Regions from separate parts of the Homo sapiens genome. Here region 2 is linked to region 1. A link is a loop called in an ENCODE intact Hi-C map of the cell type or tissue named here. Cell type or tissue: GM12878. All regions are shown on one strand. Links, peaks and the distances in the headings refer to the core of each region. The heading gives the core; the rest is flanking DNA. Region 1 has its middle 35 kb from the start of GTF2IRD1. Region 2 overlaps GTF2I (general transcription factor IIi).

Evidence for each region. A loop is a pair of places that touch in the nucleus more often than their neighbours do. Peaks named below come from ENCODE experiments on the same cell type or tissue, not always from the same donor. Only the 100,000 strongest peaks of a DNase experiment are listed, where the experiment ranks them.
Region 2: a loop joins it to region 1, with 4 times the contacts of the local background. A loop is called at or near these places in 14 of 110 quality-filtered maps.

What each region holds. Positions count from the first base shown.
Region 1 is chr7:74,410,412-74,426,697 of GRCh38, forward strand. No RefSeq gene overlaps it. Among named protein-coding and RNA genes, the nearest start is that of GTF2IRD1, 35 kb to the right of the region's middle. RefSeq lists a silencer at 7,085-7,214. In GM12878, for the core only: a CTCF peak has its summit at 7,160 (motif pointing right); no DNase peak of the experiment used is centred there.
Region 2 is chr7:74,701,998-74,718,283 of GRCh38, forward strand. It overlaps GTF2I (general transcription factor IIi), which reads left to right. Exons shown (of 35, transcript NM_032999.4): 7 at 3,167-3,221; 8 at 4,393-4,436; 9 at 9,035-9,112; 10 at 12,860-12,919; 11 at 14,897-14,953. All of the region lies in intron 2 of GTF2I-AS1 (GTF2I antisense RNA 1), which reads right to left. Among named protein-coding and RNA genes, the nearest start is that of GTF2I-AS1, 19 kb to the right of the region's middle. In GM12878, for the core only: a CTCF peak has its summit at 8,079; no DNase peak of the experiment used is centred there.

The sequences.
Region 1 (16,286 bases), core at 2,277-10,276:
TACAAAATATTAAAAATTAGCCGGATCAGTCGCCATGGCTCAAGCCTATAATCCCAGCACTTTGGGAGGGCGAGGCAGGCAGATCACTTGAGCTTAGGGGTTTGAGACCAGCCTGGGCAACATGGTGAAATCTTGTCTCTCTATAAAAATATTTTTAAAAATTAGCAGGGCATGGAGGCGGGTGCCTGTAATCCCAGCTACTTGGGAGGCTGAGGCACGACAGTCACTTGAACCCAGGAGGCAGAGGTTGCAGTGAGCTGAGATCACACCACTGCACTCAAGCCTGGGTGACAGAGCAAGACTCCATGGGGGGAAACAATGAGCCAGGTGTGGTGGTGCATGCCTGTGGTGTATGCCCAGCTACCTTGGAGGCTGAGATGGGAGGATCACCTGAGTGTGGGAGATTGAGGCTGCAGTGAGCTGTGATCATACCACTGCACTCCAGCCTGGGCAACAGAGTGAGACCTTGTCTAAAAGAAAGAAAGAGAGAAGGAGAGAAGGAGAGAAGGAGAGAAAGAGAGAGAAAAGGAAAATGAGGGAGGGAGGAAAGGAAGGAGAGAGGGAGGGAGAGAGGGATGGAAGGAGGAAAGGAAAATCTAGCCGGGTATGGTGGCACACATCTGTAATCCCAGCACTTTGGGAGGCCAAAATGAGAGGATAGCTTGAGCCCAGGAGTTAAAGGCTGCAGTGAGCCATGATTTCATCACTGCACTCCGGCCTGGGCAACAGAGTGAGACCCTGTCTCAAAAAAAAAAAATTACATTATGATAGTTGCCATGGTTTCACATGTATACCAGTATGAAAAATTATTATTTGTTAATAATAACATCAAAGGCCGGGCATGGTGGCTCACACCTGTAATCCCAGCACTTTGGGAGGCCAAGGCGGGCAGATCACCTGAGATCAGGAGTTTGAGACCAGCCTGGCCAACATGGTGAAACCCCATCTCTACTAAAAATACAAAAATTAGCTGGGCGTGGTGACAGGCACCTGTAATCCCAGCTACTTGGGAGGCTGAGGCAGGAGAATTGCTTGAACCTGGGAGGCGGAGGTTGCAGTGAGCTGAGATCGTGCCATTGCACTCCAGCCTGGGGGACAAGAGCGAGACTTCATCTCAAAATAATAATAATAATAATAATAATAATAAATAAAAATAACAATAACACCAAAGTGTATTAGGAATACAATTTGGAACAGTAATAAATGAATATTTTTAATGGTTCAAATAATTTCAGGGAAAAAACTCAATCAGTGCAATTTATCATGTTAACAGAATAAAGTAGGAAAAACCTACCAAGAACTGTTTGAGCAACTGCACTAGACTGCAGGGTGTGGGCAGAGGGTGAATGAATCTGTTTGATGTCACTTGATTTAAAAGTTGTACGGGGGCTGGGAGCAGCTCACGCCTGTAATCGCAGCATTTTGGGAGGCTGAGGCAGGTGGATCACTTGAGGCCAGGAGTTCAATACCACCCTGGCCAACATGGCAAAACCCCGTCTCTACTAAAAATACAAAAAAAAAAAAAAAATTAGCTGGGCATGGTGGCGGGTACCTGTAATCCCACCTACTCAGGAGGCTGAGGCACGAGAATCGCTTGAACCCGGGGGGGGGCGGAGGTTGCATTGAGCCAAGGTTGTGCCACTGCACTTCAGCCTGGGTGACAGAGTGAGACTCTGTCTCAAATACAAAAAAAAAAAAAAAAAAAAAAGTGAAACTGTTTTTAAAAAAAAACAGTAGGGGATTGAATGTGGATCTAGGGGGCCAGCAACAGCTGGCTGGGTCTGTGGTTCAGCAAGATCAGCCTGGATTGGGGCTCCAATCTGTTCCTGTTTTCTCACCAGCAGTTCCACTGTGCTGTAAGGCGTTAGTAAAGGGATGAGTGAAGGTTGGAGAGTGCTCTTATCTGCTATTATCCCTCGCCTCCACTAAGATTCTGACATCTGAGGCTGAAGAAAATGACAAGACTATCCGGGCGGGGAGGCTCATGCCTGTAAACCCAGCACTTTGGGAGGCCAAGGCAGGTGGATCACTTGAGGTCAGGAGTTCGAGACCAGCCTGGCCAATATGGCGAAACCCTGTCTCTACTAAAAATACAAAAATTATCTGGGGGTGATGGTGCACATCTGTAGTCCCAGCTACTCTGGAGCTCTGGAGGCTGAGGCAAAAGAATTACTTGAACTCGGGAGGTGAGGTTTCAATGAGCTGAGTTCTCGCCACTGCACTCCAGCCTGGGTGACCGGGTGAGACTGTGTCTCCAAAAAAAAAAAAAAAGAAAGAAAGAAAAAGAAAATTACAAGACAGCCCAGACCCCAGACCCTGCTTGAGGTTCCACAGTGAAAAATACCCAGATAGAGCACACTCTTAGGAAATATTCTCCCAGGGGTGGGTGCAGTGACTCATGCCTGTAATCTCAGTGCTTTGAGAGGACAAGGTGGGAGGATCACTTGAGTCCAGGAGTTTGAGACCAGCCTGTGCAACATGGTGAGACCCCATCTCTACAAAAAAATAAAACAATTAGCTGGGGATGGTGGTGTGCACTTGTAGTCCCTGCTACTAGCGAGGCTGAGGCAGGAGGATCACTTGAGCCCAGGAATTGGAGGCTGCAGTGAGTTATGATCGTGTCACTGCACTCCAGCCTTGGTGACAGAACAAGACCTTTTTTTGAAAAAGAAAATATTCTTCCAGGAAAATCTAGAAGACATGACATCTCAGACATTTGAAAATTGTAAGCATTATGGATAGAAGAAACCTGGATATGGTGATGATCTTTATTTAGTGTGAGCTATGCAAAAAAAGTAGCATGATGGCTGGGCCCAGTGGCTCACACTTGTAATCCCAGCACTTTGGGAAGCTGAGATGGGAGGATCACTTGAGCACAGGAGTTATAGACCAGCCTGGGCAACATAGCAAGATCCCATCTCTATAAACAAATGTGGTTTTTTGTTTGTTTGTTTGTTTGTTTGTTTGTTTTTTAATTAGCCAGGCATGGTGGCACATGCCTATAGTCCCAGCTACTCTGGAAGCTGAGGTTGGAGGATCGCTTAAGCCCAGGAATTGGAGGCTGCAGTGAGCTATAATCATGTCAACTCACTGCAGCCTGGGCAACAGAGTGAAGCCTTGTCTCTAAATAAAAACATTAAAAATAAAAGAATCTAGAATGTAAACCACACGGCGAGCTTACATATTCCAAATGCCTAGACTTGTGCCTGGATTCATGCTCAACAAATAATTTGTTGAATAAATAACACACAAAGAAAATAAAAAGTCTTGGCCGGGCGCGGTGGCTCACGCCTGGAATCCCAGCACTTTGGGAGGCCGAGGCAGGTGGATCATGAGGTCAGGAGATCGAGACCATCCTGGCTAACATGGTGAAACCCTGTCTCTACTAAAAAATACAAAAAATTAGCCAGGCGTGGTGGTGCGCGCCTATAGTCCCAGCTACTCAGGAGGCTGAGGCAGGAGAATGGTGTGAACCCAGGAGGCAGAGCTTGCAGTGAGCCGAGATCATGCCACTGCACTCCAGCCTGGGCGACAGAGTGAGACTCCATCTCAAAAAAATAAATAAATAAAATAAAAAGCCTAACATAGGTCTAATCGGGTGGCAAAGAAAATAGAATTGAAGAAAAGCATTATTTAAAGAGGAAACAGCTGAGAAACTTCCAGAATTGATGAAAGATGTGAATGCAAAGTACAAAGAAATCCAGGCCAGGCGCGGTGGCTCACGCCTGTAATCCCAGCACTTTGGGAGGCCGAGTCAGGCAGATCGTTTGAGGTAAGGAGTTCAAGACCAGCCTGGCCAACATGGTGAAAACCTGTCTCTACTAAAAATACAAAAATTAGCCAGACTTGGTGGTGGGAACCTGTAATGCCAGCAACTCGGGAGGCTGAGGCAGGAGAATCTCTTGAACCCAGGAGGCAGAGGTTGTAGTGAGCTGAGATCGCACCATTGCACTCCAGCATGGGTGACAAAGTGAGACTCCAGCTCAAAAAAAAAAAAAAAAAAGAACTCCAAATATTATAAATAAAAAGAAATCCAGGCCAGGTACAGTGGCTCACGCCTGTAATCCCAGCACTTTGGGAGGCTGAGGCAGGCGGATCACCTGAGGTCCAGAGTTCGAGACCAGCCTGGCCAACACGGTGAAACCCCGTCTCTACTAAAAATACAAAAATTAGCCAATGTGGTGGCACCACCTATACTCCCAGCTACTTGGGAGGCTGAAGCAGGAGAATCGCTTGAACCCAGGAGGTGGAAGTTGCAGTGAGCTGAGACTGTGCCACTGCACTCCAGCCTGGGTGACAGAGACAGACTCCATCTCAAAAATAAATAAATAAATAAAAATAAAAGGAAATACACATCTACGCACATTATATAAAATATAATTGGCAGAATGCCAAAGGCAAAGATCCAAGCAGGATTCACAGGGCATAGTCTTAACAGCAACTTTATTTTTCTCTCCCAATTTGTCCTTAAACCTCTCCAAGTAGGGGTTGACCTGCCCGTTACTGGAGAAAAACTTGGACAGGCCCTTCCACTTCATCATGCTCTCAAAAAGTGGGCGAGGCTGGATGCGGTGGCTCATGCCTATAATCCCAGCACTTTGGGAGGCAGAGGTGGAAGGATCGCTTGAGGTCAGGAGTTCAAGACCAGCCTGGGCAGCATAGCCAGACCCCAAAATCTAAAAAAAAAAAAAAGCTGGGCATGGTGCTACATGCCTGTGGTCCCAGCTACTAGGGAGGCTGAGGCAGGAGGATCACTTGAGCCCAGGAGTTCAAGGTTGCAGTGAGTTATAACCATGCCATTGCACTCCAGCCTGGGCAACAGAGCAAGACCCTGTTTCCAAAAAAAAAAAAAAAGAATCGCAAACATAGCCTCAATTCAGGACCTAAAATCTTAGGCACCCATCCACTGCCAGGGAGGGATAACAAGCTCTCCAAGGAGGCCCACCCCGCCTATGAGGCTTCAGCTGGGGGATGGCAACCCCACCCTCGCCTGGAAGGTGGGATTCGCCACACAGCTCTGTCCAAACCTGTAGTTCTCAACCGGGGATACTTGCCCCCTCGGGGACATTTAGCAATGTCTAGAGACGTTATTGGTGGTCACAACGGGGGCATGCTACCGGCATGTAGGGAACAGAGGCCAGGAATGCTGCTAAATACCCTACGATGCATAGGACAGAGCCCCGGAACAAAGAATTATCCCACCTAGAGCCTCAATAGTGTGAGGTTAAGACAGTGCCCTAAAGCAATTCTCCTCGCTCATTTTTTCTCATCACCAACAGCTGGGGCCTCCTTTTATAAATTCTGATGTAGGTGAATTGCCTAGTACCACCTTATAACTCACAGGACTGTAGATTTGTGATCAAGAGGCAGCTTCAGCCAGGTGTGGTGGCTCACACCTGTAATCCCAGCACTTTGGAAGGCAGAGATGGGAGGATCGCTTGAGGCCAGGAGTTTGAGACAATCCTGGACAATATAGTGAGAGTCCCATCTCTACCAAAAATATATATATATTTATATATTTTTAAATATATATATTTTTAAAATATTATATATATTTATATATTTTTAAATATTTTATATAGATATATATTTTGTTGCCCAGGCTGCAGTGCAGTGGTGCGTTCTTGGCTCACTGTAACCTCCGCCTCCCGGGTTCAAGCGATTCTCCTGCCTCAGCCTCCTGAGTAGCTGGGATTACAGGCGCCCACCACCACGCCCAACTAATTTTTTCGTATTTTTAGTAGAGGGGGGGTTTCATCATGTTGGCCAGGCTGGTCTCGAACTCCTGACCTCAGGTGATCCACCTGCCTCTGCCTCCCAAAGTGCAAGGATTACAGGCATGAGCCACCGCGCCCAGCCTATATATATATATTTTTTTTTAACTGGCCAAGCACAGTGGCACACTCTGTAGTCCCAGCTATTCAGGAGGCTGAGGCAGAAGGATTGCTTGAGCCTGGGAGGTCGAGGTTGCAGTGAGCTATGATTGTGCCACTGCACTCCAGCCTGGGCAACAGAGCAAGACCCTGTCTCAGAAAAAAAAAAAAAAAAAAGGCAGCACCTTGCAGCAGCTGAGACCCAAGTTCCAACTCTGACTTGGGCAGTAACCAGCCTGTGGCCCTGGGCAGAGCCCTTCCCTCCCCAGCTTCAGTTTTCTCATCTATAAAGTGGTAACATAAGCCCCAGGCAGGGGTCACAGCTGAACATCTTGGGAATCATGGTTTGGGTAGGGGTTGGGGGGACATCCTTCTCTGGGTCACTCCTGGGATGTGGCCCTGGGTCCAGCTTTGGGAAAATTAAATAAAGCTTGGAGCATCAGTGTTTTGGGGGTGGGGATTGAACCAGTGTGGTCTGAAGCAGGGGGCGGGGTGTCCTCATGACCCTTCCGCCCCAAGGTTCACAGTACTGGCCTTTGGAAGGCATCTCCATGGCATGGGGTTATGGCGACAACCACTGCTGCAACCCTCCCCCTCCAACACAGTGTCTGTCTCATGTTGAGGGAAGCTCAGAAACCGGGACTTCTAGGCCAGGCGCGGTGGCTCACGCCTGTAATCCCAGCACTTTGGGAGGCCGAGGAGGGCAGATCACCTGAGGTCAGGAATTTGAGACCAGCCTGGCCAACATGGTGAAACCCTGTCTCTACTAAACATACAAAAATTAGCCAGGCACAGTGGCTCATGCCTGTAATTCCAGCACTTTGGGAGGCCAAGGCAGGCAGATCATTTGAGGTCAGGAGTTCTAGACCAGCCTGGCTAACAGGGTGAAAACCCATCTCTACTAAAAATACAAAAATTAGCCGGGCGTGGCGGCAGGCGCCTGTAATCCCAGCTACTTGGTTGGCTGAGGCAGGAGAATGGCTTGAGCCCAGGAGGCGGAGGTTGCAGTGAGCCCCGCTGCACTCCAGCCTGGATGACAGAGCAAGACCCCGTCTCAAAAAAATAAACTGGGACTTCTCTTGCCCCACTTCTCTTTGCTCTGCCTGAGAGGGAGACATTGATCAAACCCTCCAGGTCTGATCGGGAAACATTTGCCTTCTCCTTTTGTGGGGTCCTGGGGTGAAGAACAGGAGGGGAGGCTGGAGGGTGGGTGACACCACGCACCCCTGGGCGGCAAGAGACCCACCAGCCAAGTCTTGCCTGTGATGCCTCCCATTTACCAGCAGGTGTCACCCTCGGCCCTCTCACTGCGGCTTGTCCATTCCACCCTCTGTCCAGACTGGGCTTTAGGGCTGCAAGGCTGGAGACACAGGCCAGCTTTGCACGTGGGAGCAACAACGGGGACCCAGGTGTCCCGGCTCCTAGTCCCAGAGCTCCCTGTCCCTGTTGCCTCCCAGACTTGGTTCAGGCCTCTCTGTGAGTATCCGTGTGTGTCCACACTTCCATCCCTGGGAGAGAGGCCGGCCAGGGCGTGGACATTCATTCCCTCTCTGGGACCGTGCCGGGCCAGGACTGTCCTGGCCTCCCTCCTCCCGCACAGCACTGCCTCCCCTCCCCGCAGGCTGGGCTCCCTCCACAGAGCTGACCCTGGCCTACTTTCTCAGTCCTGAACCCTCCCATCACGTCCCCCTTGCCAACCTCAGCTGGGCAGTCACCCTGGTCCCGCTCCCACTCCCCAAGAGAGGCTGGGAAGTGTTTTGAGACTGAAGTTGGGGTCCAGTGTAAATTCAGAAGGAACATGGTATAGGACGAATAACCAGGATGCTCACTTCTAGAAGCTTCTCTGGAACCTTGGGTAAGGCTGTGGGCCCTTTCTCTGGAGCTACCAGCAAAGGGAAGGACTTGCTGCCTCCAGGGTGGCTCCAGCCCCGTCTAGACCCCCTCCCAGCCACCCTCTCCCGCTGCCACAATTTCCAGCTGGCCCCACGCACAGCTGTGCCTCGGTTTCCCAGCAGCCCCAAGCCTGGAGTTCACCAGGAGCACCTTCACAGCCCCGCACCGGGTCCGCAGCCTGGGGTCCATCATATTCATCACACTCTGGGCCCTGTCCCCCACCCCCAGCTCAGGCCTCAGATCCTGCCTCCAACCCCACACCCCCAGGCCTTTCCAAGTGACCCACACACATGCATGGGCACACACACACAGATACATACACACATACACAGAGACACACATACATGTACACATCATATATATATACACGCACACAGAGACACATATAAACATGCACACACGTACACACATACATGTACACACGTACACACATGCATACACATATACATACACAAACACATACATACACAAACACTATAGACACGTACACAGACACACACAAATACGTACACATACACAAAAACTCATACACATACACAAACACGTACATACACAGACACACAAACACTACAGACACATGTACACACGGACAAATACACATACACACAGACACACATACATGTACACATATACACATGTACACAGGTACACACGCACATACACACGTTACACACAAAGAGATGTATACTCACATACACAAACATGCACATATATACACACAAACAATATACATACACATACACATACACACACGCATATACATGCATATACATCCACACTTGTGCACACATACACACATGCACACACACACACTTTTTCTTCACGGCCTGCAGAGACGCGCCCATCGGGGACTTGATTCACACCTCTCTCCCTAGAGGGGAGTGCTCTGTGTGCACCGCAACATATCTCTAACCTCTTTTTTTAAATTGACAAAAATTGTATCTATTTATGGTGTGCAATATGATGTTTTGAAATATGTATAAAGTGTGGACCAGCTACATCAAGCTAATTAGCATATGCATTACCTCATTTGTCTTTTTGTGGGGAGTGTGCTGAGAACGCTTAAAATCCACTGTCTTGGTACTTTGCAAGTTTAGAACACATTGTTATCAAGGATAGCCACCATGTTGTACTTGGATCTCTTGAACTTAGTCCTCCTAACTGAAATTTTTGTGTGTTTTTTTCCTTGTGTGTGTGTGACAGAGTCTCACTCTGTTGCCCAGGCTGGAGTGCAGTGGTGCAATCAGCTCACTGCAGCCTTCATCTCTGGGCTCAAGCCGTCCTCCTGCCTCAGCCTTCCAAGTAGCTGGGACTACAGGTGTGCACCACCATGCCCAGCTAATTGTTTGTATTTTTAGAGAGATGGGGTTTTGCCATGTTGCCCAGGCTGGTCTCGAACTCTTGGGCTCAAACGATTGGCCTGTCTCAGCCTCCTAGATTGCTGGGATTACAGGCATGAGCCACCACTGCCACCCCCACATCTCTGACTCTCAGCCCAGGGCGTGGCACACAGGTGCCCACGAGTGGCTGTCAGACGGATTGATCAATTCCACCACTGCACAAACTTCCATCTTCAATCTTGCACTCCACCTCAACTGCTCTCCCAGAGCTCCAGACACTGCCAGGTTGCCCCCGCATCCTGACAAACTGTCCTCTTTCTGTACCCTTTCCAAGTCATCTAATTGTCCTCATTTTTGTTTTTTTTTTTTTTTTTTTGTAATTTGAGTTTATTTGACCATCTTGATCCGAAATGTTCAAGCTTTTGGCTATAGTTTTCTTCATTTATTTATTCAATATTTTTTAGTAACTCTATTAATTAATTGATTTCCTTCCTTCCTTCCCTCCCTCCCTCCTTCCCTCCCTCCCTCCTTCCCTCCCTCCCTCCTTCTCTTCTTCCTTCCCTCCTCCCTCCCTGCCTCCTTCCTTTCTGCCCACCCACTTTCTTTCTTTCCTTCTTTCTTTCTTTTTCTTTCTTTCCTTTCTTTCTTTCTTTTTTCTTTCTTTTTCTTTCCTTCCTTCTTTCTTTCTCTTTCTTCTTTCTCTTTCTTTCTCTCTTTCTCTCTCTTTCTTTCTTTCTCTTTCCTCCCTTCCTTTATCTCTTTTTCTTTCTTTCTTTTTCCTTCTTTATTTTGAAGTGGAGTCCCGCTCTGTCACCCAAGCTGGAGTGCAGTGGCGCAATCTCTGTTCACTGCAACCTCTGCTTCCCGTGTTCAAGCGATTCTCCTGCCTCAGCCTCCCAAGTAGCTGGGATTACAGGCATGCGCCACCACGCCCAGCTAATTTTGTATTTTTAGTAGAGTCAGGGTTTCACCATGTTGGTTAGGCTGGTCTCAACTCCTAACCTCAGGTGATCCACCCAGAATTGTTTTCTTTAAAACAACTTTTCTGTACTGGACATGGTGGCTCACACCTGTAATCTGGCACTTTGGGAGGTCGAGGCGGGAGGATTGCTTGAGCTTAGGAGTTCGAGACCAGCCTGGGCAACATGGTGAAACCCCAGGCATGGCGGCACATGTCTGTAATCCCAGCTACTGGGGAGGCTGACGTGGGAGGATCACCTGAGTCCAGGAGGCCGAGGCTGCAGTGAGCCATGATCATGCCACTGCCCTCCAGCCTGGATGACAGAGCGAGACCCTGTCTCAAATAAATAAATAATAAATAAATAAATAAAGCTGTTTTTCTTTCTTTCTTTCTTTCTTTCTTTCTTTCTTTCTTTCTTTCTTTCTTTCTTTCGTTTGTTCTTTCTTTCCTTCCTTCTTTCTTTCTTTTATTTCAGTCCTCTTTACTTGAAAGTTTATCTCTTGTTCAGAAAATAAATATGGGCCAGGTGCGGTGGCTCATGCCTGTAATCCTAGCACTCTGGGAGGCTGAAGCAGGAGGCTCACTTGAGCCCAGGAGCTGGAGATCAGTCTGGGCAACATAGTGAGACACTGTATCTTTTTGGGGATTTTTTGGACAGAGTCTTGCTCTGTCGCCAGGCTGGAGTGCAGTGGCGTGACCTTGGCCCTCGGCTCACTGCAACCTCTGCCTCCTGAGATCAACTGATTCTCCTGCCTCAGCCTCCTGAGTAGCTGGGACTACAGGTGTGCGCCACCACACCCAGCTAATTTTTTTGTATTTTTAGTAGAGACAGGGTTTCACCATGTTGGCCAAGATGGTCTCAATCCCTTGACCTCGTGATCCCCCTGTCTCGGCCTCCCAAAGTGCTGGGATTACAGGCACGAGCCATCACGCCCTGCCTGACCCCCAGTATCTTCTTAAAGAAAAAAGAAGAAAAGAAAAGAAACAAGATATTCTTTCTCCCTAATGCCAGTTCTTCATCTGCGGTCCCCTTCTCTGCACCGTCTCTCTGTCTCCTGGGTGGTCATCTCCATCTTCTCAGACTTACGTCTTTAATGTTTGTATTTTTAATCTTTTAATCCCAGACCTGAGGCATTGATCATCTATCTTCTTAAATCACATTTATTTTGTCACTTTATCATTATTTTAAACCTCTTAACTTTTATCTCTTGTGGAGAGTAACTTTTAAGACCAACTTCATAGCTTTTCATTTTAATTTTGTATTTGCTGATTTTAACTTTGTAATACACATTAGCCCTCTCATTTATAAGGTATTCATCTTATTGGTGCTGCTAGTCTTTTAATTTCTTTTATCTGAACTATTTTTCATGATTATAAAGAAAACTCTTGATTTTAAATCTTTGCTGGCTTTTTTTTTTTTTTTTTTTTTGAGACACAGTCTCACTCCATCGCCCATGCTGGAGTGCAGTGGAGTGATCTTGGCTCACTGCAACCTCTGCCTCCTGGGTTCAAGCAATTCTCCTGCCTCAGCCTCCCACATAGCTGAGAATACAGGCATGCGCCACCACGCCCAGCTGATTTTTGTATTGTTAGTAGAGGTGGGGTTTCACCATGTTGGCCAGGCTGGGCTCCAACTCCTGACCTCAAGTGATCCGCCCTCCTTGGCCTCCCAAAGTGCTGGGATTACAGCCGTGAGCCACCATGCTTGGCCTGGCTCTTTCATATCCTGAGCCTGAAAGTCCTTTTTTTTCTCAGTGATTACTTTTTAATCTTCCAGGCATTCATTCAATCCTCACAAAACTCTATGTGGCCACCCCTGTTTGTGTGTTGTTGTTGTTGTTTTTGTTTTTTTTTAGAGACAGGCTCTCACTCTGTCGCCAGGCTTGAGTACTGTGGTGTAATCATCACTCTGCAGCCTCGACCTCCCGGGCTTAAGCGATCCTCCTGCCTCAGCCTCTTGAGTAGCTGGGACTACAAGCACACACCACCACACACAGCTAATTTTTAAATTTTTTGGCCAGGTGCTGTGGCTCATGCCTGTAATCCCAGTGTTTTGGGAGGCTGAGGTGGGAGGATTGTTTGAGCCCAGGAGTTCAAAGCCAGCCTGGGAGACATAGCAAGACCCTGGTCTCTATGAAAAAAAAAGTTATATGTATAACAGGCCAAGGTGGGCTCTGTTGTCAGGCTGGAGTGCAGTGGCGCAGTCTTGGCTCACTGCGACCTCCGACTCTCAGGTTCAAGCGACTCTTCTGCCTCAGCCTCCCGAGTAGCTGGGACTACAGGTGCACGCCACCACGCCCATCTAATTTTCACATTTTTAGTAGAGACAGGGTTTCACCATGTTGGCTAGGACGGTCTTGATCTCTTGACCTCGTGATCCACCCACCTCAGCCTCCCAAAGTGCTGGCATTACAGGTGTGAGCCACCACGCCCGGCCTTATAATTTTTTAACTTCCTGTAGATATGGGGTCTTGTTCTGTTGTCCAGGCTGGTCTCAAATGCCTGGCCCCAGGCAATCTTCCCACCTCAGCCTCCCGAGTAGCTGGGATTAGAGGCATGAGCCACTGCAGCTGGCTGAGGGAGGGCTTTGGAGAAGAAAGGGCAGAGGTAAAGGGAGAGAAGGACTGGGCAGTGTGTTGAGTGGCTCAGAGCAGCCACTCGGCTCCCTATTCAAGGAGAAGTGTGACATTCCGTGGCAAACTGTGACGAATCCACCTCTCCAAAACCCCGTTCAAGTTTGCTGTTCTCAGAGAAATAGGAAATTCTGCCATCTTGGTTTGGATTCCCCAAAAGCAGAGCCAGAGAATTTGGGTGCCGTGGTTTGGGAGGTGATCCCAGGACACCTGTGAGGAGTGGGATGGGGAAGAAGCCACTAAAGGGGGCATTTATGACCAAGCACGGTGGCTCACACCTGTAATCCCTGCACTTTGGGAGGCCGAGGCGGGAGAATTCGTTTGAGCTCAGGAGTTCAAGACCAGCCTGGGCAACACAGTGAGAACCCATCTCTATTAAAAATTTTAAAAATTACCTGGGTGTGGTGGCTCACACCTGTGGTCCCAGCCACTCAGGAGGCTGAGACAGGAGGATCGCCTCAGCCTGGGAGGTTGAGGCTACAGTGAGCTGTGATCACGCCACTGCACTCCAGCCCGGGTGGCAGAGTGAGACCCTGTCTCAAAAAATAGTAATAGTAATAAATAAAAATTAAAAAAAAATAAAGGCTGGGCACAGTGGCTCATGCCTGTAATCCCAGTACATTGGGAGGCCAATGTGGGCAGATCGTCTGAGGTCAGGAATTTGAGACCAGCCTGGTCAACATGGTGAAACCCCATCTCTACTACAAATACAAAAAATTAGCCGGGCCTAATGGTGCATGCCTGTAATCCCAGCTACTTGGGAGGCTGAGGCAGGAGAATCGCTTGAACCCGGGAGGCAGAGGCTGCTGTGAGCCGAGATCGTGCCAAGCCTGGGCGACAGAGCAAGACTCCATCTCAAAAATAATAATAATAATAATAAATAAAAATAAAGAGTGGGGTTTATGGGCTGGGCATGGTGGCTCGTGCCTGTAATCCCAGCACTTTGGGAGGGCCGAGGCAGTTGGATCACCTGAGGTCAGGAGTTTGAGACCAGCCTGGCTAACATGGTGAAATCCCATCTCTACTGAAAATACAAAAATTAGCTGGGCATGGTGGTGGGTGCCTGTAATCCCAGCTACTCAGGAGGCTGAGGCAGGAGAATTACTTGAACCAGGGAGACGGAGGTTGCAGTGAGCCTAGACTGTGCCACTGCACTCCAGCCTGGCCGACAGAGTGAGACTCTGTCTCAAAAAAAACAAAAACAAACAATCATAAAGAGTGCGTTTATGAGCAGGTGAACTTTGGGGGCAGCTGGGGATGGGTCTGGCTGGGAATCCTCCATGAGGCTGGGGACGGGATGCCTCAGGCTTGTAGCTGGGATGTGTTTGGTTGGCAACTCCACCCCCCAGTGGTTGAGGTTCCCCCGGCATTCAGCCAGACTCCCTCCGAGAGAACAGATCTGTTTCCTCTGTGCCCAGGGTCTGCCACTGTGCCCTGCCCGAAGCAGGTGCTCTATGTGATGCTAGCGGAGACATGGACCTCAGAAGCAAAGTGACTTCAGATCCCCAGGTGCCTTATGGAGCACCAACAGTCACTTCAGCCCCACACAGGGAACTCCCGGGGAAGGAGTCGTGGGTCACATAGGGAAGACAACACAGTCCCTGCCCTCTGGGAGTGCCCAGCCCTGCTGAGGAAAGGTGACCTGTGTCAGCGCCCACTGGCCAGGCATCATGCCTGTGTCCAGCACATGTGGAGTTATTAAGGTCCCCCTATAATCTGTAATCCCAGCACTTTGGGAGGCTGAGATGGGAGGATCGCTTGAGTTCAGGAGTTTGACACCAGCCTGGGCAACATAGCAAGACCCTGTATCTAAATAATAATAATGATAATAATAATTTTTTTAAAAAAGGAAATGCAGGTATTCAGGGACAGCCAGTCCTGTTTGCCCAGCTCTGTGCCAGGCCACATATGGGACTAGGAGGCACAGGGGCTGAGAAAGAAAGGGACATGGCTGGGTGCAATGGCTTAAACCTGTCATCCAAGCACTTTGGGAGGCCAAAGTGAGAGGATCACTTGAGGCCTGGAGTTTGAGACCAGCCTGGGCAACATAGTGAGACCCGTATCTACAAAAAATAAAAAATTAGGTGTGCATGGTGATGTCCACCACTAGTCCCAGCTACTTGGGAGGCCGAGGTGGGAGGATCACTTGAACCTAGGAGGTCGAGGCTGCAGTGAGCTGAGATTGCACCACTGCACTACAGCCTGGGTGACAGAGCAAGACTTTGTCAAGAAAAAGAGAGAGAGAGAAGAAAAAAAAGAGGGAGGGAGGGAAAGAGGGAAGGAGGGAGGGAGGAAGAAGGAAGGAAGGGAGGAAAGGAAGGAAGGAAGGAAGGAAGGAAGTCCATCCTAACTCTTTTTTGTTTTTTTTCTTGAAACGGAGTCTCACTTTGTCACCCAGGCTGGAGTGCAGTGGCTCGATCTCAGCTCACTGCAAACTCCACCTCTCAAGTTCAAGCAATTCTTGTGCCTCAGCCTCCCGAGTAGCTGAGATTACAGGCATGCATCACCATGCCCAGCTGATTTTTTTTGTAGAGACGGGGTTTCACCATGTTGGCCAGGCTGGTCGCGAACTCCTGACCTCAAGCGATCTACCCGCCTCGGCCTCCCAAAGTGCTGGGATTACAGGAGTGAGCTGCCGTGCCCGGCAACTTCTTTTTTTTTTTTTCTTTTAATTGAGATGAGGGTCTCGCTATGTTGCCCAGGCTGGTCTGGAACTCCTGGGCTCAAGCAATCCTCCCACCTTGGCTTCCCAAAGTGCTGGGATTACAGGCGTGAGCCACTGCGCCCAGCCTCCATACTAACTCTTGATGAAGCCACAGTCCAGGGAGGGAGATGGGAGCTTCCTAGGAGAAGGGAACCATCTGAGAGGCTCAAGTCATGTGGTCAATGGAGACAGGAAGGGAGGAAGTAGCTCAGAGAAGCAAGAAATCTAGGATGACTTCCTGGAGGAGGCAGGTTGAGGCTGACATCTGGAGAACAGAATGGAAATGTTTCCTGGTGGCCCCAGCCCTCAGGGACCATGGCCCTGGCTTGCCCCACTTTTCCTCTTCTTGTACTCCCGTGAGGATCTGCTTTCCCCAAATACTCCAGGAGCTCGTAAAGCCTACATGATCCTGCTGTGTGAGATACAGGGACCAGGTCTAATTCCAGCACTGAAGCCCTGAATGGCCTTGGGCAAATGTCTCCCCTTCTCTGAGTCTCCATGTCCTCATCTGTTAAATGTGCTCATCATGCACTTTACCCTTACACATTTGTTGTGGGGCTAAGGAGATCATGTGTGGTTTCTGAGCCAGAAGTGAGCAAAGCTCTGTAGTGATCACACCACCCAGCCCCCTTAATTCACTGATAGGGAAACGGAGGCCCAGAGAGGCAAAGGTCACCGGGACAGCTACATCAACTTTCTTTTTTTTTTTTTTGAGACAGTGTCTCACTCTGTTGCCCCGGCTAGAGTACAGTGGCGCAATCTAGGCTCACTGCAACCTCTGCCTCCCAGGTTCAAGCAATTCTCCTGCCTCAGCCTCCTGAGTAGCTGGGACTACAGGCACGCACCACCACGCCTGGCTAATTTTTTTTGTATTTATAGTAG
Region 2 (16,286 bases), core at 3,929-11,928, 290 kb after region 1:
CCGTAGCTTCTTTTTATTGCTGAGCACTAACTATTCTGTGACATGAACATACTGTCTGTTGATCCAGTCATCAGTTTATAGATATTTTGGTTGTTTCCACCTTTGGGTATTGGGAATAATGTTACAGTGAACATACTTGAGCAAGGTTTTGTCTGGACATATTCCTTGATATCTCTTGGATATTTACGTAGGAGTGCAATTACTAGGAATAGGGTAAATTTACACTGAACTTTTTTTTTTTTTTTAATTGAGACGGAGTCTCGTTCTGTCACCAAGTTGGAGTGCAGTGGCATGATCTTGGCTCACTGCAACCTCCGCCTCGTGGATTCAAGAGATTCACCTGCCTCAGCCTCCTGAGTAGCTGGGATTACAGGCACGCGCCACCACACCCGGCTAATTTTTGTATTTTTAGTAGAGACGAGGTTTCACCATGTTGGCCAGGATGGTCTCAATCTCTTGACCTCATGATCAAGGGAGGCCTCTCAAAGTGCTGAGATTACAGGCGTGAGCCATCGCGCCCTGCTACACTGAACTTTGAAGAAACTGACAAGCTGTTTTCCAAGGTGGCTATACCATGTTATATTCTCACAGCAGGATAGGAGGGTTACCCCCACATTGCTGCCAACTTACTTCTTGATTTTAGCCATTGTAATAGATGTGAAGTGGTATCTAATTTTTTTTGATTTTTAAAAATTTCTCTAGTGATTGTTGATGTGTTTTTACTTTTCTTTCTTTCTTTCTTTTTTTTTTTTTTGAGACAGGGTCTCACCCTGTCGCCCAGGCTGGAGTGTAGTGGCGCCATCTCAGCTTAGTGCAGCCTCAACCTCCCAGGCTCAAGCAATCCTGCTGCCTCAGCTTCTCAGTAGCTAGGACTACAGGCGTGTGCCACCATACCCAGCTCATTTCTGAACCTTTTTTTGGTAGAGACAAGCTCTTGCCGTGTTGGCCAGGCTGGTCTGGAACTCCTGAGCTCAAGTGATCCGCCTGTGTCAGCCTCCCAAAGTGCTGGGATTACAGGCTTGTGTTATCTTCAATTGTGCTTATTGGTCATCCATACATATTTTTTGGAGAAATATCTATTTAGGTCCTTTTCCCATTTAAAAATTGGGTTTGTTTGTCTTTTTATTATTGAGTCTTGTTTTTTATATAGTCTTGATATAAGTCTCTAATTGATGATTTGTTAAAAAAAAATTTTTTTTTTCTTTTTGCAATGGTGTCACTCTGTTATCCAGGCTGGAGTACAGGATTTGGGAATATTTTCTCCAATTCTAATAAATCTACATTATCCTTATTGTATAACTTGTCTTCTTCCCTTACTTGGTAGTATCCTTTGAGGCACAAACGTTTTAAATTTTGATAAAAATAAGTTTATTCTTTTGTTAACTTGTGCTTTTTTTTTTGAGACAGAGTCTCGCTGTGTCACCCAGGCTGGAGTGCGGTGGCATGATCTCAGCTCACTGCAACCTCTGCCTCCCGGGTTCAAGCAATTCTCCTGTCTCAGCCTCCCGAGTAGCTGGGACTACAGGTGCCCGCCACCATGCCCGGATAACTTTAGTATTTTTAGTGGATACGGGGTTTCACCATATTGGTCAGGCTGGTCTCAAACTCCAGACCTCAGGTGATCCACCTGCCTCAGCCTCCCAGAGTGCTGGGATTATAGGCGTGAGCCACTGCGCCTGGCCCTCACTTAAGCTTTTGACTTCATATTCAAGAAACCATTGCGTAAACCCAAAGGCATGAAGATATGACTTCTGTGTTTTCTTCCACAAGTCTTATAGCTTCAACTCTCACATTTAGATCTATGGTTCATTTTGAGGTCATTTTTGTATATTATACAAGGTAAAGGTATAAATTCATCTTTTTGCACGTGGATATCCAATGATTCCAGGACAATTTGCAGAAAAGACCGTCCTTTCCCTCAAGATATCCTTGTTATCTTTGTTGAAAGTCTTTTGACTCTTTGTTTATTTCTGGGCTTTCTATGTAGGAGATCATGTTGTGTGAGAATCAAGACAATTTACCCCTTTCTTTGCAATCTAAGTGCCTCTTATTTCTTCTTCTTGTTGCTCTGACTAGAATATAAATGTCACACAGCATTGGTGATAGCAGACATCACCTTGTGATATTAGTAGGAAAGCATTCTGTCTTTGACCATGAAGTATGATGTTAGTGGTAGGATTTTTGTGTAAATCTCTTTTAAGATGGAGAAATATTTATCATGTTTATGTTAAATTTCAGACTTAAAAGTTTTTTTTAAACTTAATTATTATTTTTATTTATTTATTTATTTATTTATTTTTTTATTTATTTTGAGATGGAGTCTTGCTCTGTCGCCCAGGCTGGAGTGCAGTGGCATGATCTTGGCTCACTACAACATCTGCCTCCCAGGCTCAAGCAAATCTCCTGCCTCAGCCTTCTGAGTAACTGGGATTACAGGCGCCCGCCACCACACCTGGCTAATTTTTATATTTTTTTAGCAGAGACGGGGGTTCACCATGTTGGCCAGGCTGGTCTCAAACCCCTGACCTCAAGCAATCTACCCATCTCAGCCTCCCAAAGTGCTGGGATTACAGGTGTGAGCCTCCACGCCCAGCCTAATCTCAGCATTTTGGGAGACCAGAGTGGGAGTCTCCCTTGAGGCCAGGAGTTCGAGATAAGCCTGGGCAACATAGCAAGATCCAATTTCTACAAAAAATAGAAAACAATTAGCTGGGAGTGGTAATGCATGCTTCTGTAGTCCCAGCTACTCAGGAGGCTGAGGTAGGAGGATTGCTTGATCCTCGAGAGTTGGAGGCTGCAGTGAGCTATGATCATGCCACTGCACACCAACCTGGGCAACAGAGTAAAACCCTGTTTCTAAAAAAAAAAAAAAAAAAAAAAAAAAAAAATCTGTTTCATCATTTATATGTCAGCAGAGTCATATTCTCCATATTCCATCTTACTAGACAAATGGTATGTTTCTGCATTTCTCTCACTGATGAAAATAAGAGCTTTTTCATTCAAGGAGGTTGTGGTTGGGTGAAGGGATGAAAAGCAGTGTTTATTCTGGTGTGATCCAGAGCTGCAAAGCCTAGTTCTACCCCACTAATTCTATATTTAAAGCCTTTAGACATATTATATTTGAAATGTTGAAAAACTAACTCCAATTTTTTTTTTTTGTATGTAGGTGGTCGTGTGATGGTAACAGATGCTGACAGGTCAATACTATCTCCAGGTGGAAGGTAAAACCTAATTTCATTACTGCTGTTTAACTCCCACACCTCAAAAAGTTTTAGTTGTTAGATAATTGAGATATCAGAATATTAAAAAGGCCTCATGTCACACATCTTAAAGTTTAATAGGCAAGGATATCATTTGGGGATCTTGTGAACATGCCCTCTTTGACTTGGTATTTCTGAATAGTAGAGTTCCTGGGAAAAGCCAGAGGCATTGGTCACACTGTGAATTGGCCTTAGAGTGGTATTTGGAAGTTAATATGCTATTCTGTAGTATTTTATTATACTGTTTTCCCCAAAAGATAGATAGAAATTAAAGTACTAAGTTCAGTTGGTAACTCTTTTTTTTTTTTTTTATTTTTGAGATGGAGTTTTGCTCTTTTTGCCCATGCTAGAGTGAAGTGGCGCGATCTCGGCTCACTGCAACCTCTGACCCCCTGCTGGGTTCAAGCGATTCTCCTGCCTCAGCCTCCCAAATAGCAGGGACTACAAGCATGTGCCACCATGCCCAGCTAATTTTTTTGTATTTTTAGTAGAGACGGGGTTTCACCGTGTTGGCCAGGCTGGTCTCGAACTCCTGACCTCGGGTGATCCACCTGCCTCGGCCTCCCAAAGTACTGGGATTACAGGCATGAGCCACCACGCCTGGCCCGATAAGTCTTAATATGCTACTCTGTAGTATTTTATTGTACTTTTTTCCCCAAAAGATAGATAGAAATTGAAGTACTAAGTTCAGTTGATAACTCTTTTTTTTTGTGGAGACAGAGTCTCCCTCTGTGGCTCAGGCTGGAGTTCAGTGGCATGATCTCAGCTCACTGCAACCTCCACCTCCCGGATTCAAGTGATTCAGGTGAGCGCCACCACGCCTGGCTAATTTTTGTATTTTTAGTAGAGATGAGGTTTCACCATATTGGCCAGGCTGGTCTTGAACTCCTGACCTCGTGATCTGCCCGCCTCGGCCTCCCAATGTGTTGGGATTACAGGCGTGAGCCACTGTGCCCGGCCCAATAACTCTTATTTATGCAATAAATAAATATGTCAGTTTTAAGCTGAGTCAGGTTTGCACCCACCTTGGTCAAGGGAGGGATCTTAACACTTTGAGACCCAGAGACTTTGAATGCTGTGGGAATGGCTGTCACCAGCACGTGGCTTGATCAGGGCTTTCTTCTCCTTGCAGTTGTGGCCCCATCAAAGTGAAAACTGAACCCACAGAAGATTCTGGTATGTACTAGCACTTTTAGAATCAATGGTGAAATTAAGGAAGACTTTTCCTTAGTGTAGAAGTTTATAGTTTGACTCAATTATTGTTTTGTTTTGATAAGAAAGAGGCAGTCACTACTAATGTATTCCAACTGTGACACTATTTGTTAATGTTATCACATTAAGACCCAGAAAGGTAATTTGCTCAGTAAGTGGTAGGCAGAGTTCTTTGCCAGTTACATATGTTTGTAGATAAAATGTATTTTTTTTTCCCGTTGTACAGACATATAATGTAAGAGGTCAGCTGTTCTATAGTGCTTTTTACAAAAATCAATAGAATGCCCCCTTCGTCTCCACCTTCCTTCTCTGCACTCCTGTTTTCCACTCTCCAAGGAGACCATTTTCAATTCTCAAATAAAATTGCTATTTAATTCCTTATTTATTTATTTATTTTTTGAGATGGAGTCTTGCTTTGTCACCCAGACTGAAGTGCAGTGGCACGACCTCGGCTCACTGCAACCTCTGCCTCTGGGTTCAAGCGATTCTCCCACCTCAGCCTCCCGAGTAGCTGGGATTACAGGCATACGCCATCACGCACGACTAATTTTTGTATTTTTAGTAGCGACGGGGTTTCGCCAGGTTGGCCTGGCTGGTCTTGAACTCCTGACCTCAAGTGATCCTCCTGCCTCAGCCTTCCAAAGTCCTAGGATTACAGGCATAAGCCACCGTGCCCGGCCCCCGTTTATAATTCTGTTCTGTCCTAGAACCGTGGCACCCAGATGTTCTCAGCATATGTATTTATTTCATCATTTCCCAGTGTTATCCTGTGTCCTAGTGCCACTGTCAAGCCTCCCGCTGCTCGGCCCTGTGCCCCTTATTCACACGGGACACTCCTTAGTGGGCTGTCACCGCCCTGCCTGCCCCCTCATCTCCCTCTGTCTGACCAGGCCCTCGGCAGCTTCCCCAGCCCCTTCCCCGGCCCTTTGTCAGCCTTCTCATTCTGCCATGCTTCCTGGGCAGCCACCTGCCCCGCTTCACCCCATCTAAGGGCATCTCGAATGAGTTGTTGGGGAGGAGGGTAGGGCCGCGTTAACGTGTGTGTGCGTGCATGTGAATGAGAGCTTTTATGTATGTAAGTGTATTTTGGGAGAGCTGCAAGAAAGTGTTGAATTATCCTTTTTTGGAAAAGGTATTTGAGTCTTTTACACTGTTTGCTGGTTTTACAGAAGGTTTTTCTTTTTTCTTTATTTTCACTCCATAGGAAATCTCAAATTTTTGTGTGGTTTTCAGTAGATTGTGCCAAAAAAAATCATCATTTTGCAAATGTTTCCCCTTAATTCATATATTCATCTCCTGAATATTTAGTTTGCTTCTAAAAAGAAACATGCTGAATTCAGAAACCCCATGTGTTTAATTGAATTCTTTCAACTGTCTTTATGTACACATCAGCATCATTATAGGTTTTTTTTTTTCTCTTTTACACTTTGCATCTTTGTATTCTTAATTTATCCTGCAAATAAGATGTACATTTATAGCCAGGGTGCAGCCAGGAGACAGAAACCATATCAGTTATTGGAACAGAGAAAATTTAATGTAAAGATTGTTGGCCGGGTGCAGTGGCTCACACCTGTAATCCCAGCACTTTGGGAGGCTGAGGCGAGTGGATCACCTGAGGTCAGGAGTTGGAGACCGGCCTGGCCAACATGGTGAAACCCAGTCTCTACTAAAAATACAAAAAAAATTAGCAGGGCATGGTGGTGGGCGCCTGTAATCCCAGCTACTCAAGAGGCTGAGGGAGGAGAATCGTTTGAACTCAGGAGGTAGAGGTTACATTGAGTCAAGATCGTGCCATTGCACTCCAGCCTGGGCAACAAGAGTGAAACTCCATCTCAAAACAAAACAAACAAAAACAGATTGTTAACTGGTTATAAAATTGTTAACTTTGTAACCTTAAGGAGAATACTAAGGTTTTTTTTAAGGAACAATTCTAGGCAGTGGCTGCCACCCCATCAGCTTTCCATCTGACTTCTGAGGTGGGGTAGTGTTTGGCTGGTGCTGGTGGCTGAGGGGCATGGTGAGGCTGCTTCTGGTAGTGTTGGAGACATTGCCAGCCGGGCACAGCTGTTGTGATGGGAGGGCCTGCTTTGGCCAGGCTGAACGAGGGTACCAAGGAGTGACCTTTTTGGGATGAGAATGCAGACAAGAAGCCAAAAGGAAGGCCCAGATCTCTTCTCCTCCTCTAGCCTTTCTCTCTGTAGTGTATCTTTGTGGCAGAGACTCACATGGAGCCAGCTGCTATGCAGAGCTCAAACTTCAGCAGAAACCCAGAGGATGGGTTTGCAACTGAGAGACATCAGTTTTGTGGGTGGCCCAGGCTGTTCTCTTTGGCTGCTCAGCATATATACACACCCTTCCCTGCACATTTGACCTTCTGTACAACAACGAGACAACTGTTCCATCTAAAGAGATGCAACTTTACTTCCTACAAAGAAATCCATTTTTACTCTCTCCTCAAAATGGGGGGACACAGTGTTCCAGCAGTCACACCCATCGCTGGGAGACTGACTGAAAATCCAGTCGCGAGCTATGTTACCTGCTCTTTAAATGCAGTGCAAACCTATTTGAGTAATCTCTAGTCTAATGGACAAATGGAAAGGAAACTTCCAGCCAAACTATTGTGAAATACTACCACACAGAAGAGAATAGTTAGTATATGCAAGCATATAATCTTCACACAAACACATTTGTAACAGACAAGGAAGACAATAGGCATAGTCGCCACAGTCTACGTTTCTGCAGCTTACCAGACTTTTTTTTGGATTTACCTTTTTATTTTTATTTATTTATATTTTTTGAGACAAGGTCTCACTCTGTCGTCCAGACTGGAGTGCAGTCGTGCGATCTCGGCTCACCACAACCTCCGTGTCTCAGATTCAAGCGATTCTCCCACCTCAGCCTCCCGAGCAGCTGGGATTACAGACGTGTGCCACCCAGCCAATTTTTGTATTATTCATTTATTTATTTTAGTAGAGACGGGGTTTAACCATGTTGACCAGGCTGGTCTTGAACTCCTGACCTCAGGTAATCATCCGCCTCAGCCTCCCAAAGTGCTGGGATTATAGGCATTAGCCTCTGCACCCAGCCAGTATGTGTAAGGTTCTTTAGCCAATTGGAGTGACCCAAATTTTTATTCCTGAAGGGTCTGAATCCCCAGTGGATCTGCCTTTTTTGTTAGCTGTAATGCTGTGATTTTCTTTCTTTCTTTATTTTTTTTTTTTGAGACGGAGTCTTGCTGTGTCGCCCAGGCTGGAGTGTAGTGGTACCATCTCCGCTCACTGCAACCTCCACCTCTTGGGTTCAGGTGATCTTTGTGCCTCAGCCTCTCGGGTAGCTGGGACTACAGGTGCGTGCCACCACTCCCGGCTAATTTTTGTATTTTTAGTAGAGACGAGGTTTCACCATGTTGGCCAGGCTGGTCTCGAACTCCTGACCTCAGGTGATTCGCCCGCCTGGACCTCCCAAAGTGCTGGGATTACAGGCACGAGCCACCGCACCTGGCTGTTAGCTGTAATTTTCTATTAACTTTTACTGATGGACATGAAAGTGCTAAGTTAGCCCAGAGAGTTGCAAAGGTCTCAGATGCAGTGTTCTCTGCCACCACTGTGTAGCAGCAAAACACTTTCCCCTTGGTGATTGAAGGCAATGGAGTAACTCCTTTTTTTGCTTGTTGCTTCAGGGATGCATACCCTTTGTATATCAATTTAACTCTCTTTGAGCTCTTTCTCTAGAGTTGAAAATATTCTTTACAAAGTTGCCCAAGTCAGAGCTCACGATTTCGTTTGTGTTAGGGTTGGTATGACTGTGGTTGAATATCTCAGTCTGAAATGTGTATGTGCACCCATGCATTGTTCATTTCTTTTTCTTTTTTTTTGAGAGGGAGTCTCGCCGTGTCACCCAGGCTGGAGTGCAGTGGCACAATTTTGGCCCTTCCCAAAGTCAACTTTTTAATAACATCGATTGCTTTTGCCTATTTTGACCTTCATATGAGTGGAATTACACAACATGTACTCTTTTGTATCTGGCCACAAAGGTCTGCTTCAAATCATCTGTCCTAATTGTGGGCAAAGCTTTATGCAGAAAGGTGTGCTTTGTACCCTTACACAAATCCCTGTAATAAAAGGGATGTATTAGGCAGAAAAAAACCAATGTATCTCATTATTGAAATTGTTGACCATTATGCTATCTCTCCTTTGGAATACTGAGTTATTAAAACTGATGTTTATAAGTGTGTTTCAATGGTTTATAAAAGTATTTTTAATATTAAGTGAAAAGGGAGTGTGGTAAAATTTTCTTTGATTCTAAAGATAAGAATTTGCTGGAGAAAAGAGCAGCACATAATTGCAGAATATTAATAAATGGTTAAAACTTTGCATTGGCTGGGATTATAGTGATTTTTTACCTTCTGCTACCTAGCAAACTTTTGTCTTTTCAAAGACGTAAAGTCTTTACTTAAAATAAATATGCATTGCTGTATTTATAGGGAGGGCAGAGAGGATTTCCCTACACAATCTAGCTGAAAGTTCTCACATGCAATCATATCATTGCATTTGCTTTTCTAGGCATTTCCCTGGAAATGGCAGCTGTGACAGTAAAGGAAGAATCAGAAGATCCTGATTATTATCAATATAACATTCAAGGTAATTTGAATTAATGCAATTTTTCTTTCTAAAAATTATTCGTGGTTAAAATTAAAATTTGCTCATCAATTGCTTTAATTTCTTAAATAATATTTTATTGATCAGTTCTTGATTGACATATATATTGTAATTCAGTCCCGGGGATAAAACATTTAAAAATGGGGCTAAAAGATCAACTCAGACAATCCAGAGGGGATATGTAAAATAGCCATTTGTGTTCTTAAAAGGATGAGCAAAAGTTGTGGCACAATTTAGAATTCAATCCCAGGTTCTAGTGTTGCAAAATAAAACAAACCTATTAGGCAAATGCAGATAATGTCAGCTTAATTTTTTCTCACTGCATAATTATAGTATATTAAACACTTAAAGTAAAAAATCTGGTTAGCTTTGCCATCTACATATCTAATACACCATCTTCATTGCATCCAAGATAATGAAATATCTATAACCCCAAAAGTTTCCTGTGTCCCCTTGTTATTCATTGCCCTGCCCAGTATTCAGGCAACACGGATCTGTTTTCTGTTTTAGGTTAGTTTGCATTTTCTATAAAGTCTTATGAATGAAATAATAAAATGTGGACTATTTTCATGGGCCGGGGAGCAGTGTGGCTTCTTTCATTTCAAATGATTGTTTTGAAATTCATCCACAGCGTTGCACGTATCAGTAGTAGATTCCATTTGATTGTTGATTTGTATTCTATTGTATGCCTGAGTCAAAATTTATTCATTTCTTTGTCTGTTGATAGCCATTTGGGTTCTTCCAGTTTGGGGCCATTACAAATAGAGGTACTATGAACATTGTGTAGAGGCTTTTGTGTGGACATAGGCCTTCATTTCTCTCTTTTTTTTTTTTTTTTTTGAGACAGAGTCTCACTCTGTTGCCCAGGCTGGAGTGCAGTGGCGCGATCTTGGCTCACTGCAACCTCCACCTCCCAGGTTGAGGTGATTCTTCTGCCTCAGCCTCCCGAATAGCTGGGATAGCAGGTGTGTGCCAACACACCTGGCTAATTTTTGTGTTTTTTAGTAGACACAGGGTTTCACCATGTTGGCCAGGCTGGTCTCGAGCTCCTGACCTCAGGTGATCCACCCGCCTTGGCCTCCCAAAGTACTGGGATTACAGGGGCTAACACGCTTTTTTAAAATGAAATATTTAAAACCTAAAAGCATAGTATCAGTCTGCCCAGGTTTAGTGAACCATAGTATTTGTCTCTTCTCTCCTCCCTCCAAGAAACAACGTGTAACTATTTCATTGAAGCCTTTCTTTGGGCTCCCCCAAATCCCCACTTTTCTCTCTATTCTTAAGTTAACCATGATCTTGAAAACTGAGAATTGTCCTTCCTGATGGTGATGTGCTTTACTACGTAAATATTCTCCCGGGAGTGTGTGTGTGTGTGTGTGTGTGTGTGTGTGTGTGTGTGTGTGTGTGTGTCATGTCATATTTATTGTTTTATATATGCCACTTCCTGAGTGAAGCTTACACAGTGGTACACTGTATGTGTTGTTGAGTATAGTCTGTCACTCAATTTAAGTTTTCAAGATTTATCTTTTTTTTTTTTTTTTTGGCGTGGGGGTGGGGATGGATTTTTGCTCTGTCGCCCAAGCTGGAGTGCAGTGGTGAGATCTCGGCTCATTGCAACCTCCGCTTGCCGGGTTCAAGCAATTCTCTGCCTCAGCTGGGATTTATCTGTTTTGTCACAAGTAGATTTAATCATGTCATCATGGTAGTTACACTGTGTGATTATAATACAGTTCGTTTTTTCGTTCTTCTACATAAAGACATTGATGTTTTCTTCTAAAACTTTTGTATTCCAAAATAGGCTTGGATATATTTCTCTGTGCACCTCAGTGCTCCTGTAAAATAGTGACATTCAAATGTGAGTGTTGGGAATGTGTTGATTTTCTCAATGAGTGGTAGGCACCTCAAGCATTTGAGAGGTGGAGGTTAAGTATGTTTTAGGGTGAATAAAATCAAGTACCATTTTTAGGGTGAATAAAATTCAAATATGGGACATTAAAATAATTTGAAAGTATAGTGATACGTGAAGGTATTTTGAGTAAATACCAACTAAAAAAAATATAGTTTAGCAATATTGGAAGCCAAAAACAGTAGTAGCAGGATAGAATAAGACTATGTCGTATTTAAAGGAATTGGTCACTAAGTTGATATAACAACCATTAGTTTGTATGTGCCTAACTATGTATCCTCACAGTAAAAGTAAAAATTATTTACAAATTATAAGTCTCTATAGATATGTACAGTCATGTGGGAGATTTTAACCAATGATATACGTCTAGCTGATGAATACTCTTTTAACATTTATATGCTAAATAGAATATTTTCACTACAGTTAATATATGTAAGCTAACTATAGAAAACTGTGTACCCAAGAAATAAGTTTATTTACAAAGCATGAATCATTTATAAAAATTGACTGTATACTTGTTCACAGTCTTAATAAATTCTCTGAACATACTGAAATTAAATTATTAATAGAAAACATACACAGTGGGAATCCTAGGAAACATGCTTGTAATTGACTTAATGAGGGCCTCATTAAAAATATTTAGACCAGAATATTGAGAATGCCACATAGTTAAACTTGTGAAGAGCAACTAAAGCAGTACTTAGAGGTCAATTAGTAGCCTTCACTAAGGTTGCATTTTTAAATCCTGTAAATAGCACATCTTCCTTTTCTTGAGCTCTGTATATTTTACTCAGAGTCAGAAGACTAGGAAGCAGTGGATCTAGCATTTGAATTTAGGAGTCTACATTCCAAGACTTGCTCTTCTTTGAGATTCCAAATAGAAACTATTTCTTTATTTCTCATGCAATTGATTTTTTTCTCTGATGTGTCCTTTGCCTGTAATGTGTAGTGTGGTGCATCTTTGTGAAATTTCTTAGGCTTTAGAGAATGAAGCCTTTCAAACAACTTCGGATGTTTTCCCAATTCTCTTCAGAGATAGTTAACTGAACTGTGGTCATATTAATGCCAAAATGTGTTTTATATTAAATAGCCATTGAAAACACAATGTTTTGTTTTCTATTTTAAAACTATTATTATTTTAATCATTAAAAAGTTTGATGATAACATGTAAATGTGTTGTCAAAATATAGCAGTTTGTGAAGTTGAATTTAACTCAGAGTACTTTCTGTGTTTTGGAAAGAACCTTATTAGAAAAAGTGCCCGCTGTGCTGGAAGAAAGGGAGAATGAATTAATAGCTGTTAGTTTGTCACATTTCTATTTCAGTAGAGATTCAAGGAGATGGTTTACGTTATTTTAGAGATTCTAAGGAAGGTATATAACATTTGGTTCTGCATTTTTCTTCAGTATGACAAAAGAGTAAGCAAATATTTGCCAAAGAAGAAACAAATAAACCTGTGAGATAAACCTGCATTTGTAATCTGTATGAAGTAAAAGTTACAGTTTACTGTTATGAACATTGTACTGTTTTAAAAAACCCACATCTTCCATTTTAGACATACCATTCCCATTCAATCCATATGTCCAGTCATCTTCAAAATTTCTTTTGACTGTTTACATATGAATTCACCTGATTACATTTTTCCATTCACCAAGACCATAAATTGACATTGCTCATCTTGTCAGTCTTTTTTTTTTTTAATTTTTTTCTTTTTATTTATAAAAAGGCCATTCCATGTATCTCACCCAAATTTGTTGACTAAAGTCACCCCACATTTTTTTTTGGGGGGGATTACTTTTGAAGTATTATCTTTGTATCCCAAAGCAGGCCCTTCTGAAACTGATGATGTTGATGAAAAACAGCCCCTATCGAAGCCTTTGCAAGGTATAATCTTTTCACTTCCATTCTCCCACATACTGCTTGTGTTTAATGTTTCCTTATATTGCACAGACTGTGTTTTAATATTTATAAGTACAGTATTACTTTTCTAAATGGAAAAGGAAAAAAATGTATTGGCCTTTTTTTAACATATAAATGAACTTCACAAGCAACAATTTTTCAAAAATCAATTTTCCCTTTTGTGAATCTAGTAATGAATCTCGAAATGGGTACATGACACACTTTCCTATTGAAGGTAAAGTACACATTTATACCTTATCTCAGAACAGTCAGAAGCCAGGTTACTGTTTTATTGGTTAGTGATGCAAATATTGATAAGGTCAGGTTGATACTTAGTATTTAGAAGAATTCTGAAATAGCACTTGTTAATCTGTAAGTTTCGAATTGATTGCCTTTTTGGCAATTTTTTACAGTGTTCCCAAACTTGATACTCATAGGCTATTAGTAATGGCATTTACTTCTATCTATTCTGGCTTTGAGTGCATAAGATGTATTTTCTTTAGGCTTAGCATATAATGTAAATGTAATTGTTTATTTCAGATTTTAAAAGACATACAGAATTATTGCTTACACGAACAATCATCTTAACTGTTATTCTTTGCTGAAATTTTACTTTTTACCTACTGGCCTCATCATTTCACTCTCATTCCTTTGACCTCACATCTCTTTTTTCTTTGACTTTTACAGTCAAATAACTTAATGCTCCATAAATTCAAATATTAAGATTAAAAAAAGAGAAAGGAAGTGTGTAGAGAAAGCATATTTTAAAAATGAATTAAAGAGTGACTCATAGGTATAGGTTTGTAGATTTACCTAGAGTTTGAGTTCAGGTGAGTTTTCACAATATAAAGTAAGTGGAAAAGAATCCCCAGATAATTGTGACATGCTAAAGCTAGATACTGAGAACCAAAAAGATGTGACCTCAGTATGGGACTTTTAATTCAAGGATATTAGCTACCAAATGACAGTTTTTCAGACCGTAAGCATTGCTTTTTAAAAATCAAGATAAAATACATTTATAACATATCTTACTTTTAGTATAGCTTCTGAATTTAGTTCTCAATAGATAAGACAAAAGAGATGAACATCTGCTTCCTTTCCCCTCAAGCGATGTATTCTTACTAATAGGTAATATGTTTTTTTTTGGTACTTAAAGGCAGTGTTTTTCAATCTTTTCCATGTTAGTAGCTCAGATCTTTAAGGACAGAGGATACAAATTAGGGGGCAGCTTGCGTTCTTAATCCTAAGTGGCTCTCTGATGTCTTAGATTCTTCCTTTCCTTTTTGTGAGTAAAACTTCTGCTCTAGTAGGATGAGCCTGTTCACCTTGTGACTGCCTAACTGATCATTGCTTTATGTTCCAGTTTTTAGAAGCAGGCAGATTATATTACCTGACTTAAAATGCTTTTGAGACTAAAGGTAGTATCTTAAATTTTAACTTACGAGTTTCCTTTAAGTACAACTTTGATGAAATTATGGGGATTGAGTTTCCATGGCTTTCACCATAGTGAAAATGGAAAGCATGAAACATTCCACAGCAAACCCTGAACTTATTTATAGGGAGTTAATTAAGTGTCTGATCACAGCAAGCATTTACTCTGATCTGTTTGTGTATGTGTGTCTTTGACAGATGAGCATGGTACTTGAAGCATAATTCTGCTTCCTCAGATTCCAATATCTAGTAATTTTATCATGTAGTTATAGTAACTAATATTAAATCCCCAAACCTACTTAGGTCTACTCTGTATTTGTGTTTTCAAATAATTTTTTTAGCTTCCAAATAGAAGCGTTGTATTCTTTTCTGAATTAGAAAACATTGTTCGACTTAACTGCTAAAGAGTTAGACAATCATTTTGCATATGTTTATTATGTCTTAGATTGTTTGCATTGTTACCTAGATTCTCTTTCATCTTTCAATGTCAGTTTTTATTGGTTTATTATATGTTGTTTATTTTCTTTTTAGGAAGCCACCATTCTTCAGAGGGCAATGAAGGCACAGAAATGGAAGTACCAGCAGAAGGTTAGGAGAAAAAGAGATTGCATATTTTCCACTATTTGTTGTATGTTTATTCTATTTTATAGATTCTATTATCCTTAAAACACCTTATTTGGAAATAAAAGGTGATTCCCTTGGTATGCCTTCCTAGCCAACAGGTTATTATTTTTTTAAAAATTCTAAGATGTAATATACTTCTTTGACCATACTGATTAATAAAGCCTATGGGAATGAAACTAAGTGGTAAGTAAAGCTCTTACATGATGCAAAATGCTACTTTTTTTTTTGTCCTGGTTTTCTTGTGCCATATTAAATATCTTTTAAGGAAGAATAGCTTCAGTGTTTCAGAATTAAAATTACTAGCTCCATTCATATTTTATTTTCAAATGTATTTTTTAATACTTCTAGTCTCTTAGTAGGGTAGGAATTTAGTCTACATAAAATTTATACAGGAGAGAGTTTCTCCCTTTATTTTGTACTCACAACTACTCCATAAATGACTTTGTCAGTTTACCAGCTCTACAGCTTTGGTTTTAGAATTGAACGCCTGACTGAGGTACAGTTCTTTTTGTTTAGAATCCTGAGTTCAACTTATCATGTAGGGTGGCTTCTTATTTCCAAGGTGTTTAAACGGTTCCACACAAATTTTTGTAGATTTCTCCCAAGGAAAATGACTGGTAAGGTAACTGAATCTTGTTTTAGAATTATTTCTCTCATAAATTGGTCATGTTATCCCTTATTTTTCTAGAATGAAAAGAGGAGTCTGTTGTGTAACTGCTTATATTCCATTGTATTTACATTTTTATTTTAATTAAAAAAAAACATTTGTTTGATCTTTTACCTTCTTTGAGGGAAAGGCAATCTTAAAAGTTCCCCAGTATAGGCTGGTTTCTCCAAATTCAATTATAGAATTAGGGTTTCTCCCTGGAATACATTTCTCTCAAAAATACTGATATGCTCATTGTAAACCGTTGGTTACATTTCCCTGTCAGCCCTTTTTATAGAAGATTGTGTGGGTGAATGTTGTATGCTTTACTGTGTGGAGGTGGGTATCTTCTGAGTGACAGAGTTTTCAGCTTTGAATAGGCGGGATTTAGAACAACAAGACCTAGGTAATAGATCATGTGCAGTACGAGGGCTCATTGGGCAGTACCGATGGCTCACCGCCTTGCAGCCCCGCCGGCAGGTACTGCACCTTGAAGACTGCGTTTTTAGGACATTTTTACTGTCATATTCCAGTGTTAACAAAGTTGAATCGAATCTGGGTTCTGGCCTTTATTCCTTTACTAACAAGTAAACATAATCTTTGGCAAATCAATTAATCTCTCAACCTTTGCACAATGAAAGAGAACTAATG